Regions from separate parts of the Homo sapiens genome. Here region 2 is linked to region 1. A link is an interaction called in ENCODE POLR2A ChIA-PET data of the cell type or tissue named here. Cell type or tissue: Caco-2. All regions are shown on one strand. Each heading gives the region's core, and the rest is flanking DNA. Links, peaks and the distances in the headings are about the cores only. Region 1 overlaps BCO1 (beta-carotene oxygenase 1). Region 2 has its middle 28 kb from the start of CMIP.

Region 1 (8,963 bases), core at 2,037-7,036:
ACGTCCCTGTAGAAGCCTCATTTTACAGATGAACAAACTGAGGCTCAGAGAAGTTAAGAAATGTGGGCAAGGTCACAGCCCAGAGTGGCAGAGCCAAGACTGGAACCTGCCCCAGTCTGTCTCTAAACCCCCATTTTTTTTTTCTTTTTGTGGGGGATGGAGTCTTGTTGTGTCACCCAGGCTGGAGTGCAGTGGTTTAATCTCGGCTCACTGCAATCTCCGCCTCCTGGGTTCTAGCGATTCTCCTGTCTCAGTTTCCCAAGAAGCTGGGATTACAGGCATGTGCCAGCACACACAGCTCATTTTTTGTTTGTTTGTTTGTATTTTTAGTAGAGATGGGGTTTCACCATGTTGGCCAGGCTGGTCTTGAACTCCTGACCTCAAGTTATCCACCCACCTCGGCCTTCCAAAGTGCTGAGATTACAGGCATGAGCCACCGTGGCCGGCCCTAAACCCCTGTTTGTAACTACGAAGGAGGAGGAACTCTGCTATTCTCCCCAGTAGCCCTAAGTCCTAGGAAAGAGCCTCAGATGGGCCACACTTGGCACTCTGCAGGCCTGGCAGACGGTCCTACAGTGTCCAGGGAGCCTTTTCCCACCCTTACCGCCCAGTTTCTCAGTGCAGGAATTCAGCCACCCTCCCAGCCAGCGGGCAGGGGAGCTGGCGTTTGAACTGAGGTTTGTCTGACTCCAGAGCTGGGGTCCTCTCCCATCTCTCCAGCATTTTCCCACCCATGGCCATTTGTGTGTCTCTGCCATGGTTTTTGTCATATTTTATATCACCTCTACTTAACATTTAAAAATCCTTTTTTTTTTTTCATTTCAATCAATTCACTCTCTACTTAGCTCATTTGAAAGGAAACACATCACTACCCAGTAGAAAGCTGGCAATGCTTGCTGCACAGAGAAGACAAGCATGAGAATAAAATAGTGGAAATAAAGCAGAGGTCTTGAGCTCCAGCCAGAGGGCTGTGGCTTACCAAGACCTGATCTCTCTGTGAAAAAGCCAAGTTTTAAAAGTATTAGGCATTAAAGACATCGTGGCACCGCACTGAGACTCTCCTTGACCTAGTCAGAACAACTGGAAGAGAAAAAGGCATTGATTTTCTCCCCTATGTGACTCAGGGCTATTGGATGAACAGCCACGTCCCATGAAATCAGCACATGAGCCCTGGGCGCCTGCACCCCTTGCTCCAGAAGCACCGCAGTGCAGCCCCTCAGACTTTCTCCTGGTTCCAGGAAGTACTGAGGAGTAACAAGGCACAAAGGTAGTAAGTCTCAAGGCTGACCTCAGCCTAGGGATAGTACACAGAGAGGAACATACTCCCTCCCACTGCCACACCTTACAAGATTTTATAACCTTTTGTCATGCTCGAGAATGCTTTGCTGCCTTGGAACCAAGCTAAGAATGTTAGCTTGTGTATCTTTTTTTTTTTTTTTTTTTTTTTGAGACAGAGTCTCGCTCTGTCGCCCAGGCTGGAGTGCAGTGGCGTGATCTCGGCTCACTGCAAGCTCCGCCTCCCGGGTTCACGCCATTCTGCTGCCTCAGCCTCCCTAGTGGCTGGGACTACAGGCGCCCGCCACTACACCTGGCTTATTGTTTTGTATTTTTGGTAGAGACGGGGTTTCACCGTATTAGCCAGGATGGTCTCGATCTTCTGACCTCGTGATCCGCCTGCCTCAGCCTTCCAAAGTGCTGGGATTACAGGCGTGAGCCACTGCGCCCAGCCCCCTAGCTTGTGTATCTTTAAAAGCCATCAGGTGTTCAGGCACAGTGGCTCACGCCTGTAATCCCAACACTTTAGGAGGCCCAGGCAGGTGATCACCTGAGGTCAGGAGTTCAACACCAGCCTGGCCAACAAGGTGAAACCCTGTCTCTGCTAAAAATGTAAAAATTAGCTTGGCGTGGTGGCCCCTGCCTGTAATCTTAGCTACTCAGGAGGCTGAGGCAGGAGAATTGCTTGAACCCAGGAGGTGGAGGCTGCAGTGAGCTGAGATCCCACCACTGCACTCCAGCCTGATCCCGCCACTGCACTCCAGCATGGGCAACAGAGTGAGACTCCATCTCAAAAAAAAAAAAAAAGAAAGCTGTCATATGAACCATCTGCTGCTTTGAAACTAGCAAAGGAAAGCAAGCCCTGGGATGGGTAGCTCCAGCCACGCTTTTTAATTGCTACTTATTGTCCCTTAAATATGTCTTCTTACTGCACTTTCAATGGCTCCGCCTGCATAGTGAAATCAGAAAGTCAGGCAGGTGGACAGAGCCTTACATGCCCTGATCCAGCAGCTTTGGCTCCACCCCATCCAGAGGTTTACTGGAGAAGCGACTTCAGGAAGATGCTGCCCTTACTCAGATGCCCTCTGGGCCTGAGGCCTTTGCAGGACATTGCTTTCCCCTCTGTCTGAAACCCTGTCCTCCTGGGCTGACACTCCTGCTCCCCCTGGCTGGCTGCACATTGGGATCCCCTGGAGAGCCCTGAGACCCCCATGTCCGGGCCTTGGCTTCCGCCCAGACCGGGGAAGCCCAGGCCCGGGTGTGGTCTCAGAAACCCCCAGTGATTCTGCAGTGCAGCCGTGGCAGAGAACCTCCAAGGTCAGGGATCAGCAGCATGACCCCGCAGCTGAGTCCGTATCCTCTAATGGCGCCTTGTAACTCTTTGTCAACATTTATCTCAAGTGTAAGTAACTTGTTCATTTCCCTCTTCCTGTTCAAGCCTAAGTTCTGGGAGGACAGGGACTCTGTCTCATCAGCAGTTCATCTGCTGCACTCAGAGGGTGCTCTTAAATATTTGAAATGAATGAATGAATGATGAATACATGAAAAATGGGAAGCAAGTTCTCTAAAAGGGCGCAGCATCTTCCTTCAGCCTTTGGAACCCGTCCCAAGTGAAAAGTGCTTCCCACATAGAACAGGCAATAGCAAATTCTATTTAAAAGGCCAGGAGGTCCTGAATGTCCCAGATTCTCTTGCTTTGGGACCAGCTGGGGTCAAAGGAAGGCAGGGCTGGCAGGGCCTCTGGGCACCGTGGGCCTGTTTACGCAGGGCGGTGTGGGGGTGCCTGAGGCAGGGCTTAGCAGTGGCGGGGTGTGGCTGGGAGGGGTGTGGGCAGGGGTGGGTCATCTGGACCTTGGCCCTGCCCTGGTGCTGCAGGGCGCTGTGTGAGGCCCGAGGTTCGTGTGCACCCACGCCTAAGGGGCATTCACAGGAGGAAGCACTGTGGACCTGGAAGGGATGGCTTTGATGACTGGATCAGTGGGTTTGGTTTCTGTCTCCAAATGCACAAATGCAGACACTCCAGTAAGAGAAGCACCATTCATGGAGGACCCGCTAGGTGCCAGGCTCTGTGTTCAATGCCTTTTCTGCTCTTAGACCCTGGCAAGAGGGGCCCCTGCTCTGGGTTTGGCACTTTGGAGGACTGTGGTCCAGGCTTTCTTTCTCTAGCAGGACCCGTACTCCACAGGGTGAGTTCACAGGGCCAAGGCATTCTGACTACCCAGAGGGGTGCTTCCACCCCCACCCCAACCATGTGCTGGACACCTGGGATCCCAGAAGCTCCTGAAGGGCCCAGCCTTGCTTCCAATACCCGTCTTCCTAAGGGCAGACTGCCACTCTGCTGTTCCTGCCACAGGCCCATGAGGTGGCCAGGGCTGGCTGTTGCCTTGGTTGTGCTGGCTAGGGCATCCACGCAGTGAGGGATGGAGCCTGGGATGAGGCAGGAAGGAGCCAAGGGCCAGAGACTGCCTTATTCCAGCTCAGAACTCTAAGGAGTCCTGGGGTTCTCAATTCACAGTCATCCTTTCAGACCAGCACAGTGCATTGCTGGAACATTCTGTCTGTCCAACACAGTAGCTACTAACTACGAGTTGTTATTGTACACTTGAAATGTGGCTGGTGCAGCTAAGGAATTGAATTTTTAATTTTACTTAAGCTTATTTTAAAATTAAATTTAAGGCCAGGCATGGTGGCTCACGCGTGTAAACCCAGCACTTTGGGAGGCCAAGCCAGGCAGATCACTTGAGGTCAGGAGTTCAAGACCAGCTTGGCCAACATGATGAAACCCCATCTCTACTAAAAATACAAAACTTAGCCAGGCATGGTGGCTCATGCCTGTAACCTCAGCTACTCAGGAAGCTGAGGCAGGGGAACTGCTCGAACCCGGGAGGCGGAGGTTGCAGTGAGCTGAGATCGTGCCACCGTATTCCGCCTGGATGACAGAGTGAGACTCGGTCTCAAAAAAAAAAAAAAAAAAAGTAAAATAAAATAAAATTAAATTTAAATCGCAACATATGGCTAGCGATTGCCGTTTGGGACAGCCTGTTCCACGCCATCATGAAGGGCTGCGTGTCAAGGCAGGGAGAGAGATGGTGTTGGACTTAATTTGCTTGGTGTATTTAGACAGAAGGTTGGTGGGCCTCCACTTGTACTCTCCTCCTGGCTCCTGTGAATTTTAGGGGCTGTGAAGTGCTTTGCTAATCTTCATCACAATGTTCTAAGTTATTTATGATCCCCCACGTCTACAGATGAGAAAGTAACTTGCCCAACTTTTTAGAATCATCCCCAGGACTTGAGCTGGAACTGGAATGTACGCCTGTCTGCCTGCACGATGTGTGTGGCCCTGGACCAGCCTATTTTTCTCAACCATTATTTAATTTAATCCTAACATAATGCTCAGATGCAGGTGGAAACCGCCTCACTTATACCCAGCACCACACTAAAAGTTATGAATCACCACCCCGATTTTACACAGTGGAGGAAACTAGCTCTGAGAAAAAGAGGTCTGCTCGAATCTGCATGGAAAACCACAGCGTTGAATTTCATATGGCAGGCAGCATTCTAGGGGATGACAGTGATGACTGCTTCTTATGAGAGTTCCCTTAAGTGTCGGGATTTCAATGTAAGCTTGCAAGATGGTGCTGGATTCTGGCTGGAAAGTGATGTCTTCCTAAAACTGAGCATGCTGGCCACTGAAAGCAGCCAAGTCATGTTTGTTATTGCTGTGTGTGGAAAAATTCACAGTTTATTCCTCAACCAGTCCGACCAGTTTGGGGCTGGAGTTATAAGATGTCTGTGCAGACCAACTCCCTAAGAATCAAGGCTGGAATGTGCCCAGAGGTCTCTTGCTGTCACATGCTTAGCAAGGTACCAGGAAGGGCCTCCCACCAGCTTGCAGAGCCATGGAGGTGGAGGCATTGAAAGTTTCTGTTTATTTTATTTTATTTTTTTTTGAGACAGAGTCTCGCTCTGTCGCCCAGGCTGGAGTGCAGTGACGCGATCTCGGCTCATTGCAACCTCCGCCTCCCAGGTTCAAGCGATTCTCCTGCCTCAGTCTCCTGAGCAGCTGGGACTACAGGCATGTGCTACCACGCAGGGCTAATTTTTACATTTTGAGTAGAGATGGGGTTTCACCATGTTAGCCAGGCTGGTCTCGAACTCCTGACCTCAGATGATCCACCCACCTCGGCCTCCCAAAGTGCTGGGATTACAGGCATGAGCCCCCGCACTCAGCTAAATGTTTCTAAGAAGCCACCGATGTGCCAGGTGCTGGGCTCCTTTGTCTCTGCATTTCCTCTCATTTGATTCTTACAGCCACCGTGCAAAACAAGTCTTGCCCCTTGACAGCCCAAAGAAAAGCTTATTGAGTTGTGCATTCACTCATTAATTCAGCGATTACTTCCTGGGCACTAGGTGCCAGGCACTGAGCAAAATCTGGTCCCTGGCTTCATGCGGCAGACAAGCTAAAATAAGGAAAAGAGCTTCATAAAGGAGATAATTACAGCTCAGGGCCAGTGCCTTGGAGACACTGCAGATTCCAATGGAGTTGTTAGGGAAGGGGTGTTTCTTCTGAGACCTCAGGGTTTGGGGAAGAACCAGCCTCAGGGCCTTTGCACTGCCTTCACCCTCTACCAGCAATGCTCTTGCTTCTGGGCCAAAGAATCAATGCAAAGGCCCCAGGCACAGGGTCTGCTTCTCTCCATGTGACTTTGGACCAGTCCCTTTCCTTCTCTAGGCCTCAGTTACTTCTACAAATCGAGACTGAATTAAACAAATTTCCGAGGACCCTTGCGGTTCAGCTGCTAAGTTGCAGTAAACTTTTCATGCTCTCCAACAAAAATGCTGCTATCCCTAAAATAGGTTGGTTTTAATTATAAAAGCCATTTTGAGCCAGGTGTACTGGCTCATGCTTGTAATCCCAGCACTTTGGGAGGTCAAGAGAGGAGGATCACTTGAGCCCAGGAGTTCGAGACCAAGCTGGGCAACATAGTGAGACCCTGTCTCTACAAAAAATACAAAAATTAACCAAGGATGGTGACGCATGCCCGTAGTCCCCCAGCTACTCAGGAGGCTGAGGTGGAAGGATCACTTGAGCCTGGGAGTTTAAGGCTACAGTGAGCTGTCATCACACTACTGTACTCCAGCCTGGGCGACAGAGCAAGACCCTGTCCCAAAATAAAATAGAAGCTATCTTAGAAAATGTAGAAAGTAGAGAAAAGTTTAAATGAGAAGTCAGCCATAACAATAATGTTCCATCCTCTTGTTCCTCAATATCTTCCAGAGCCTAACCCGTAGTCACCTCCAGTAGTGGTGGCAGCAATATAATAATAATAAGTGATAGTAGTAGTAGTATGGTAATAATAGTAATAATAATATAACAACGTCATCAATAGAAGCAGCTGACATTCATCTAGCACTTATTGTGAAGCAGGCATTCTTGTGAATCATTTGTGCAGATGATGTCATTCAGTCTGCACAATAACTCAAAGATGCATATGCTATTAATATACACATAAGGAAACGGAACTATAGAGAGGCCAACTGACTTGCTCAAGGCCCCACGGTTAGTACATGAGGGAAACAGGGAGTAGTAGATGCTCAATAAATATTTAATCATGCTAAATCCCTCCCCTTGCTTATACTGATGACAGTAAGATACTGAACACAGCAAAATCTGACTGTAAATTGAGACCAAGAAATGTCCTTGAAGGCTGTTTTGCCACCAAATAATTTTTATTGCATGTTTGTTTTCATTTCTGCAGTGATAACTTTTCCTAGAAGAAAATACTGAAAATACAGAGAGGCATACAAAAAAGAAATTAAAGTCCCCCCAATCCCATCATCTGTTGTATTTTTAATATTTAGTATATTTCTGGCTGGGCGTGGTGGCTCACGCCTGTAATCCCAGCACTTTGGGAGGCCGAGGCGGGTGGATCACTTGAGGTCAGGAGTTCAAGACCACCCTGGCCAACATGATGAAACCCCATCTCCACTAAAAATATAAAAATTAGCCAGGCATGGTGGAATGAACCTGTAATCCCAGCTACTCTGGAGGCTGAGGCAGGAGAATCGATTGAACCTGGGAGGCAGAGGTTGCGGTAAGCCAAGATCACACCACTGCACTCCGGACTCCAGTCTGGGCAACAGAGTGAGACTCCATCTCAAAAAAAAAAAAAAAAAAAAAAAAAAAAAAAAAAAAAAATTACACACACACACAGACACACACACACACACACACACACACATTTAGTATATTTCTCTGTCTCTTCTCCGTGTAACTTTTTTAATGTGGTTGAGCTCAGACTGCATACGCAATTTGTCCTGTTGCTGCTTTTACTCAGTGTTATGTGATAAGCATTTCCCATGTTGTTGTAAACTCTTTAGAAGCATCCTTTTAACGACTGATGCAGCTTTTTATAGGTGAATCATCTAGTACTTTAAAAGTGAGAACTTACTCTCAGAAGCACATTAATTTTCCCTGTGAGGGATAAGGCAGGCTCAGAGTAAGAGAAAAGAGTCCTATCACCTACCAGGTATGTGACCTTGGAGGAGTCACCTTAAATGGCCAATCCTCATTTTTTAAACTGAGACTAAGGATAACAACAGGAAACGAGCTGCTTCCTATGATTAATGTGAGGCTAAGCCAAGATGACATGTATTCAAGCATTTTAAAAAATATATACACTAAAGCAAATGTTTGCTCTGGATTACACGTTTTTATTTTACTTTTTGAAAACTGAATTTTTTCAGAATGCAGAAGTGGGCACAAATTTAATCAAAGTGGCATCTACAACAGCCACGGCCCTGAAGGAAGAAGATGGCCAAGTCTACTGCCAGCCGGAATTTCTTTATGAAGGTAAAATGCATCCTCTTGTCCTGAGTTTAGGAAAGGGGCAGATTTTCACAGGGAGCCCAGAGGCCTCTTTACATAATAATTCCCTCCTGTGCATGGACAAGGGCCAAAAAGGAAAGGGTCTTGGGATGCCCTGGTGAAAAGCATCTGGGGACATTTCTCTTTTCTCTATCTTCAAATGCTTCCTAGGAAGGCAATGGGTGAGGCCAGGCACGGTGGCTCCCACCTGTAGTCTCAGCACTTTGGGAAGCTGAGGGAGGCAGATCACTTGAGGCCAGGAGTTCAAGACCAGCCTGAGCAACATGGCGAAACCCCATCTCTACTAAAAATACAAAAATTAGCCGGGTGTGGTGGCGCATGCCTGTGGTCCCAGCTACTCAGGAGGCTGAGGCATGAGAATCACTTGAGCCCAGGAGGTGGAGATTGCAGTGAGTTGAGATTGTGCTATTGTACTCCAGCCTGGGCAACAGAGCAAGACACTGTCTCACAAAAATAAAAATAAAAATAGGAAGGCAGTGGGTGGTTGTTGGGCCAGATGACTTCTGCAAATGCTGTCCCTTACTGAACATGGGCTTACTGAACAGGCACAATACATTTCCATTTCTTCCTCTCAACATCCACAATATCCTGCAAAAATAGGTGTTATCGGCCCCGTAATATAGCGAAGAAAACTAGGCCTGGGAGTCCTTGAGGTACACACAGAAAGCAGACCCTCTAGAACAGGAGTCACACCCGTGGAGCAGGGCTCCTCAATCTGGGCACCATCGCCATCTGGGGCTGGGTCATTCTTTGCAGTGGGTGCTGTCCAGGGAATTGTAAGATGTTTAGCCACATCCCT
Region 2 (8,963 bases), core at 1,395-6,394, 140 kb after region 1:
TTTTTTTTGAGACAGAGTCTTGCCGTGTTGCCCAGGCTGGAGTGCAGTGGCACCATCTTGGCTCAGTGCAGCCTCTACCTCCTGGGCTCAGGTGATCCTCCTGCCTCAGCCTCCCGAGTAGCTGGGATGATAGGCACACACTACCATGACTGGCTAATTTTTATATATATATATATAATTTTTTTTTTGAGACTGAGTCTCGCTCTGTCACCCAGGCTGCAGTGCAGTAGAACAATCTCAGTTCACTGCAACCTCCGCTTCCTGGAGGTTCTTCTGCCTCAGCCTCCCAAGTAGCTGGGACTACCGGCACCCACCACCACACCCGGCTAATTTTTGTATTTTTAGTAGAGACGGGGTTTCACCATATTGGCCAGGCTGGTCTCAAACTCCTGACCTTGTGATCCGCCCGCCTTGGCCTCCCAAAGTGCTGAGATTACAGGTGTGAGCCACCGCGCCCAGCCAATTTTTTTTATATTTTTAGTGGAGATGGGGTTTCACCATGTTGGCCAGGCTGGTCTCGAACTCCTAACCTCAAGTCATCCGCCTGCCTCAGCCTCCCAAAGTGCTGGGATTGCAGGTGTGAGCCATCACGCCTGGCCTCTGATAGCTTTTTGACAAGAAAGAAAAGGATAATTTCATTAGAATAGGTGTCCAAGCATACTCTTATTCAGTCAAAGAGTATGAACAATTTCACAGCATTAATACGAGTTGCCAAATTGCTTTTCCAAGGAGACAGTCAGCTCGATACTGACACAGGGTCCGCCTGGTCCTGCCTCACTCACCAGTCCTGACCAGCACTGAGCATCAGCTACTTTCATCAAAAATAACACACTGGGGGCTTCCTTGAGGTGGCGCATGGTCTTTGATTTGTCTGTCTTCCCCTCCTAGGCCACTACAAAACCCAATGGCCTGGCTTTCAACCCTTACTCAGCAAATTAGCCTCGGTCCAATCCCTTTACCTCCCTAACCTTGTTTCCTCATCTGGAAAATGCAGAGTGACCAATTGTCCCTGTTTTCTCAGCTTAAGGGGGTCCCCAGGATGTGGGACTTTCTGTGCTAAAACCAGGCAAGACCCAGGCAAATCAGAACAAGCTGGTCTTCCTAGTAAAAGGCAAATAATGCTGCCTCTGCCCAGAGACTTGCTGTGCGTGGTAAATGAGCCGACTGGATTAAAGGGCAGCTGCACAGACTCTGGGCCCCCTACTTTGTACCCACGGCTGCTAAACACAAGTGGCAAATCAGAGGCTGCCAAATGCCAGGGACCCGGATGCCCCACACATGGACACCATGTGAGCCCTTCATCACACAGCTTCCTCGTGCCTGGCATCAGGCTGGCACATGGTAGGTGCTCACTAAACAGACGCTGAGTGAATTAAAGGATGGTTCAGCTCCTGCTTGCATGTAAATTTCATCGTCCAGTTCCACTGCATCTTCTTGGCCTTGGGTGTTATTCAAAACATTGCAAATAGATGTGGGAGGCAGAGGCAGGCAGACGGCTTGAGCTTAGGAGTTCGAGACCAGTCTAGGCAATATGGTGAAACCCCATCTCTACTGAAAATACAAAAAATTAGCCAGGTCTGGTGGTGCATGCCTGTAGTCCCAGCTACTTGGGAGGCTGAGGCAGGAGAGTCGCTTGGACCTGGGAGGTGGAGGTTGCAGTGAGCTGAGATTGCGCTGCTGCACTCCAGTCTGGGCAGCAGAGTGAGACTGTCTCAAAAAAAAATAAACAGGAAAAAAAAAGAAAGAAATTACAAATAGAATAAAATGGTGCTTAAATCTCAGTTTCATTGCTAGTCTACTGCCTCATTGCTGGGCACTCACAAATGGTCTGTCTCTGAGACCATCACGGGGGATCCCCTGGCCAACCTCCTTCTGCCTGGTCTCATACCCACACCCCAGCCTCCTGGCCTCTGACGGTGACTTGCTCCATAGAGCAAGTGCAGTTTTTCCAGGGCTTGCCTCTTTCTTGGCTTTCTGAGCTGACAGCTCAGGCAGGGACCCTCAGAGCCCACTTCAGCTCCCGAGAAGCAACCCTGCCCTGGTTCTCCTGGTATACGTGGGGGTGGGGATCCTGGCCACGCTCATTGAATGATTTCCCATGAGTTTGTTTATTCTTTGCATTTCCTCATGGGCCTTCAGGGTCTGCAGGTTCCGGGATTTGCATGTCTTGTTCAGTGGAAATGCCTGGTTGTCTTGCTGTCGGCTTCTTTCTTTGGTGTGTTTTTGTTCTTTTCTATTACCATGATGCGAAAGAGGGATCTGAATTGTCTGCTTCTTTACGGAAAAAAAAAAAGTGCGGCGAGAAAATTGCTTTGTTGTGTTGTTCTTTTTGAAGTGTGTGTGTGTGTGTGTGTGTGTGTGTGTGTGTGCTTGCAAACGTGAGTAGACTGCTGCTTTCTGAAACTCACCTTATGTGTGGAAAAACACATTGTTTGGAGAGGAGAAGGCAGTGGTATGTTCCTAGAGAGGGATCTTGAATTGAGAAGCATTTCCTGGCCCAGCACAGTTGCTTATGCCTGTCATCTCAGCATTTTGGGAGACCCAGGCAGGAGGGTTGTTTGAACCCAGGAGTCTAGGTACTTGGGTCGGGGGGAGGGAGGGCGGGGGGGAGGCAGGGAAGTGGCGGGGTGGGGGTGGGGGGCGGGAAAGTGGTGGGGGAGTGTCAAGGCTGCAGTAAGCTGTGATCACATCACTACACTCCAGCCTGGGCAACAGAGCAAAACCCTGGATTCTTGGATGCAATTGTGCATGGGGCTAAGCCCTGCCCCAACTCAGTAAGCACTGAAATAGTATTTGTTAATCAAATGAATTCTATCTAATTCTTTTCAATCCTTTCCAAGAAACACAACATTATAGAATACAGCGGAAACCCCTGATTTCAAGGGGTTCTTTTACATCCAGGTTTTCTCTCTCAAGGGACGTGTCACCACTCTCCAGATAAAACCTGGTATTTCTCTTCCCGTGCATGTTTTTGTTTGTTTAAATTATTCATTTATTTATTTTTATTATACTTTACGTTCTGAGGTACCTGTGCAGAACGTGCAGGTTTGTTACATAGGTATACACGTGCCATGGTGGTTTGCTGCACGCATCAACCTGTCATCTACGTTAGGTATTTCTCCTATTGCTATCCCTCCCCTAGCCCCCGACCCCCCGATAGGCCCCGGTGTGTGATGTTCCCCTCCCTGTGTGCGTGTTTTTATATTGTTAATACTCGCTCATGTTTGCAGTAACCAGATGGAGCATTATGTAAGTGGTATCATCCTGCCTGGGTCACCCTGCCTGTTGCCTCTGTGGGTCACTTCCACTGTCCTAGGGTATTCCATGGGGTGGGTTGGACCATAATTAACGAGTCATTCATTGGGAGATGGCTGTGTTGGTTTCCCAGGGCAACCGTAACAGACTACCACACACTGGGTGGCCCGAGCAACAACGGCGTGCTGCCTTGCAGTTCCGGAGGCTGAAGACTGCAGTCAGGTGCCGGCAGCACTGCTTCTTTCTGCGGGCAGCGAGAGAGGATCTGTTTCACGCCTCCCCTGGGTTCCAGTAGGTAGCCTCAGCCATTCCCTGGCCTGGAAATGGCATCCCCCCTGAGCCTGTCAGTCGTTTCCTTCTATGCATTTCTGTCTCTGTGTCCAAAATTTCCCTTTTCATAAGGACACCAGGCATATTGAATTGGGGCCTATCCTAATGACTCAACTTGATCACCTCCAAATACCCTATTGCCTATTTTTTTTTTATTATTTTTTTTTGAGACACAGTTTCACTCTGTTGCCCAGGCTGGAGTGCGGTGGTGCCATCTCAGCTCACTGCAACTTCCGCCTCCCGGGTTCAAGCAATTCTCATACTTCAGCCTTCTGAGTAGCTGGAATTACAGGCATCCGCCACCAAGCTGGGCTAATTTTTTTTTTTTTTTTTTTTTTGAGACGGAATCTCCCTCTGTCACCCAAGCTGGAGTGCTGTGGTGGGATCTCAACTCACCGCAGCCTCCACCTCCTGGGTTCCAGCAATTCTCCTGCCTCAGCCTCCTGGGTAGCTGGGATTATAGGCACGCACCACCACACTTGGCTAATTTTTTAATTTTTTTAATAGAGGTGGGGTTTCACCACCTAGCACTGTATGTTTCTCGAACTCCTGACCTCAGGTGATCTGCCTGCCTCGGTCTCCCAAAGTGCTGGGATTACAGGCATGAGCCACTGCGTCCAGCCCCCTGTTTCCAAATAAGATCACATTCACAGATACTCTGCTTAGGATTTCCACATCTTTAGTGGGGAGGACACCATTCAACCCATAACAATGGCCACATGGATGATTTCTCATTTTTTAACGTTCAAAAACGCTTCAGTGAATATTTGAAACAGTCTCTTTGGGCACTGATTCAAGCAGCATCCGAGAGCTTGTTGCCACAGTGTGGTCCTCGGGCCGGCGGCAGCAGCAGCAGCAGCTAGGATTTTGTTAGCAAAGCACATTTCCAGGCTGCAGCTCAGACCTGCTGACACTGTTGGGCGGGGCCTGGCAATCTGTGTTTTCAGGGGTCCTCCAGGGGTTCTGATGCAAGCTCAAGTTTGAGAACCACTGCTCTAGAGTGGCTCTCAAAAGTTGTGGCAGCGGGGAGGGCACATGGGTTCATCTGGGAACTAGAGGAAACTACAATGGCCATGTCGTAGTCTGCCCCAAGATGCCCGAGCCCCTGTGAGCTTTGGGGGCCTCCCAGGTGACTCACAGCTCTAAGACAGCACTTCCCAATCTCAGCAGCACTTTAGAATCTTCTGAGAGCTTTTAAAAAATGCCAAAGCCCAGTCCCCAACCCAGGGAGTCTCATTTAATTAGCCTTTGGGAGGCCCAGGTACAGTCCTCTGTCACAGCGTGCAGTCAGGGCTGGGTGGAGGATGGTGGCTTTGTTCCTTGTGCCTCCAAGTACGTTTCTCAGACCAGCAGCAGCCCCAGGAGCTTGTGAGAAATGCCCAGTCTCAGCCCCGCCCCAGACCTTCCAGACCAGAATCTGCATTTTGTTTTATTTCTTTTTTTCCTTCCAATTTTTTTTTTTTTTTTAGAGATGGAGTCTTACCGTGTTGCCCAGGCTGGAGTGCAGTGGCACAATCTTGGCTCACTGCAACCTCCGCCTCCCAGGTTCAAGCGATTCTCCTACCTCAGCCTCCTGAATAGCTGGAACTATAGTGTGCGCCACTACACCTGGCTAATTTTTGTATTTTTTAGTAGAGACGGGGTTTCGCCGTGTTGGCCAGGCTGGTCTTGAACTCCTGACTGCAGGCAATCTGCCCGCCTCAGCCTCCCAAAGTGCTGGGATTACAGGCGTGAGCCACCACACCCGGACTTCTTTGTAACTTTTATTTTAGGTTCAAGGGGTACATGTGCAAGTTTGTTACATGGGTAAATTTTGTGTCTTGGAGGTTTGGTGTACAGATGATTTTTGTCACTCAGGTAATTAGCATAATAAGTGACAGGTAGTTTTTCAATCCTCACCCTTCTCCCACCCTCCACCCTCAAGTAGGAACTGGTGTCTGTTGTTTCCTTCCTTATGTCCATGTGTACTCAATGTTTAGCTCCCACTCATAAGAACATGCAGTATTTGGTTTTCTACTTCTGCATTACTTCGCTTAGGATAATAGCCTCCAGCTCCACCCATGTTGCTGTAAAGGACATGATTTTGTTCTTTTTTTTTTTTTTTTTTTTTTTTTTTGAGATGGAGTCTCCCTCTGTCGCCCAGGCTGGAGTGCAGTGGTGCAATCTCGGCTCACTGCAAGCTCCGCCTCCCGGGTTCACGCCGTTCTCCTGCCTCAGCCTCCCGAGTAGCTGGGACTACAGATGCCCACCACCACACCCGGCTAATTTTTTGCATTTTTAGTAGAGACAGGGTTTCACCGTGTTAGCCAGGATGGTCTCCATCTCCCGACCTCGTGATCTGCCCACCTTGGTCTCCCAAAGTGCTGGGATTACAGGTGTGAGCCACCGCGCCGGGCCTGATTTTGTTGTTTTTTATGGTGGCATAGTATTCCATGGTGCATGTGTACCACGTTTTCTTTTTTTTTCTTTTTCTTTTTCTTTTGAGACAGAGTTTCGCTCTTATTACCCAGGCTGGAGTGCAATGGCACCGTCTCGGCTCACTGCAACCTCTGCCTCCCGGGTTCAAGCAATTCTCCTGCCTCAGCCTCCCAAATAGCTGAGATTACAGGCATGTGCCACCACGCCCGGCTAATTTTGTATTTTTAGTAGAGACAGGGTTTCTCCATGTTGGTCAGGCTGGTCTCAAACTCCCGACCTCAGGTGATCTGCCCGCCTCGGCCTCCCAAAGTGTTGGGATTACAGGCATGAGTCACCGCGCCAGGCCCACATTTTCTTTATTTAGTCCACTGTTGATGGGCATCTAGGTTGATTGCATGTCTTTGCTATTGTGAATAGTGCTTTGACAGAATCTGCATTTTGACAAGACCCCCAGGTGATGTGTGTGAATATTAAAGTTTGAGAAAAGGCCTGGTGTGGTGGCTTGCACCTGTAATCCTTAGGAGGTGAGGTGGGCTGATCGCCTTGAGCTCAGGAGTTTGAGACTAGCTTGTGCAACATAGTGACACCGCATCTCTATAAAAAATACAACAATGAACTGGGCATGGTGGCTCACACCTGTGGTCCCAGCTACCTGGGGAGACTGAGGCTGGAGGATGGCTTGAGGCAGGAAGTGGAGGTTGCAGTGGGCCGAGATCGATCGCAGCACTGCGCTCCAGCCGGGGTGACAGAGTGAGACTCTGTCTCAAAGAATTAAAAAATAAGTAAATAAATAAATAAAGTTTGAGAAAAAGAATCACTAGCTAAAAGTCGAAGTTAGGTTGAGGTGGGAAGATTATTTGAGCCAAGGAATTCGAGGCTTTACAGCTCAATGACACCTGTGAATAGCCACTGCACTCCAGCCTGGCAGCCCGGGCTACACAGCAAGACCGCATCTCTTTTTAAAAAAAAAAAAAAAAAAAAAAAAAAAAAAGTGCGTGGTGGCTCACGCCTATAATCCCAGCACTTTGGGAGGCCGAGGCGGGTGGATCACCTGAGGTCAGGAGTTCAAGACCAGCCTAACCAACATGGCAAAACCCCACCTCTACTAAAAGTATAAAAATTAGCTTGGTGTGGTGGTAGGCACCTGTAAAATCCAGCTACTTGGGACACTGAGGCAGTATTACTTGAACCTGGGAGGCGGAGGTTGCAGTGAACTGAGATGGTGCCATTGCACTCCAGGCTGGGTGAAAAGAGTGAATCTCAGTCTCAAAAACAAACAAAACTAAACAAAAAGTCAAAGTTAAAATGCGGGCTCCAATTCAGGAGGTCCGCGTGGGGCCAAGATTCTGCATTTCTAAGGAGCTTGCAGTTGACGTGGATGCTACCAGTTCAGGAATCACAGTTTGAGTAACAAAGGCCTAACATTTATATGTAAGAGCTAAATTGCAGGGAAGATTATTTGAACATTGTTAACTTTACAAGGTGTGTTAGTTGACAAGAGCTGCCATAATAAAATACCACAGACTAGGTGTCTTAAACACCGGAAATTTCTTTTCTCACCGTTTTGGTCGAAGGTGTGGGCAGGGGGCTGGGCGTGGTGGCTCACACCTGTAATCTCAGCACTTTGGGAGGACGAGGCAGGTGGATCACATGAGGCTAAGGAGTTGAGACCACCCTGGCCAACATGGTGAAACCCTGTCTCTACTAAAAATACAAAAATTAGCCAGGCGTGGTGGTGCGTGCTTGAGTAGCCTGTAATCCCAGCTACTCGGGAGGCTGAGGAACAAGAACCTCTAGAACTCGGGAGGAAGAGGTTGCAGTGAGCCGAGATCACGCCACTGCACTCCAGCCTGGGCAACAGCGTGGGACTCTGTTTAAAAAAATAATAATAATAATACGATGTGGGCAGGGTTGGCTGCTCCTGAGGCCTCTCTCCCTGGCTTGCAGATGGCCCCTTCACCCTCTGTCTTCACGTGGTCTTCCCTCTGTGTGTCTGTGTCCTAATTCCTCTTCTTATTAGGACACATGTCAGGATCAGAACCCACCCATACGGCTTTATTTTACCTTAATTACTACCTCTTCAAGGCCCTATTTCCAAATATGGTCTCATTCTGAGGTGCCGAGGGATAGATCTCCACCATTTGAATTTGGGGGCCACAGTTCAGTCCATAAGACCAGGTGAAGGAAGTACTTCCACTGCTGATGTCCATCTGCCAGCGAGGCCTCTCCAGTTCTCACCGGTCTTTGGCTGTGTCAAACTTTTTATTTTCTATCAATCTGATGAAGATGCAATGGAGTATCACTGTCGTTTAATTTGTACCCCCTAATACTTTTTAGTGAGGTCGAGAATCATTTTTTGTTTTTGAGACAGGGTCTTGATCTGTCACCCAGGCTGGAGTGCAATAGCACAATCATGGCTCCCTGCAGCCTCGACCTCCCAGGCTCAAGCCATCCTCCTGTCTCCACCTTCCAAGCAGCTGGGACCACAGGCGCGCACCACCATGCCCACTTAATTTAAAAAAAAAAGTTTTTGTAGAGACAGGGTCTTGCTGTGTTGCCCAGGTTGGTCTTAAACTCCTGAGCTCAAGCAGTCCTCCTGTCTGAGCCTCCTACGTGTTGGGATTACAAGCATGATCTCACCACACCCAGACTAGATTGAAAATCTTTTCATATCTTATTGCTTCTGCTTTGGGCAATTCCCTATTCATATCTGCCCATTTTGCAGTTGGAGTTGAGAGTTGATCATGCATATCGATTTGCAGGGCTTCTTTGTAAATCCTGGTTACTAATTTGCATTGCTAGACTTTTGTGCTGGTCTAGAGCTTGTCTTTTTACTTGTTTATGGTACCCTTTGATGTTCAGGGGTTTTTTTTCTGTAATTTTAATATAGTCAAATGCTTCAAGCTTCAAGGCTCATCTTGTTTAAGAAATGCCTCCCTATACCAAGGTTATGGAAATAT

What was found. ChIA-PET counts read pairs that join two places held together with the same protein. Peaks named below come from ENCODE experiments on the same cell type or tissue, not always from the same donor. Only the 100,000 strongest peaks of a DNase experiment are listed, where the experiment ranks them.
Region 2: POLR2A ChIA-PET joins it to region 1 with 5 read pairs; 4 of 35 experiments call an interaction of 5 or more read pairs at or near these places.

Annotation. Positions count from the first base shown.
Region 1 is chr16:81,272,835-81,281,797 of GRCh38, forward strand. BCO1 (beta-carotene oxygenase 1) reads left to right here. Exons shown (of 11, transcript NM_017429.3): 8 at 8,023-8,128. Among named protein-coding and RNA genes, the nearest start is that of GAN, 38 kb to the right of the region's middle. In Caco-2, for the core only: no CTCF peak of the experiment used is centred there; DNase peaks (open chromatin) are centred at 2,297, 3,117 and 5,087.
Region 2 is chr16:81,412,527-81,421,489 of GRCh38, forward strand. No RefSeq gene overlaps it. Among named protein-coding and RNA genes, the nearest start is that of CMIP, 28 kb to the right of the region's middle. In Caco-2, for the core only: no CTCF peak of the experiment used is centred there; no DNase peak of the experiment used is centred there.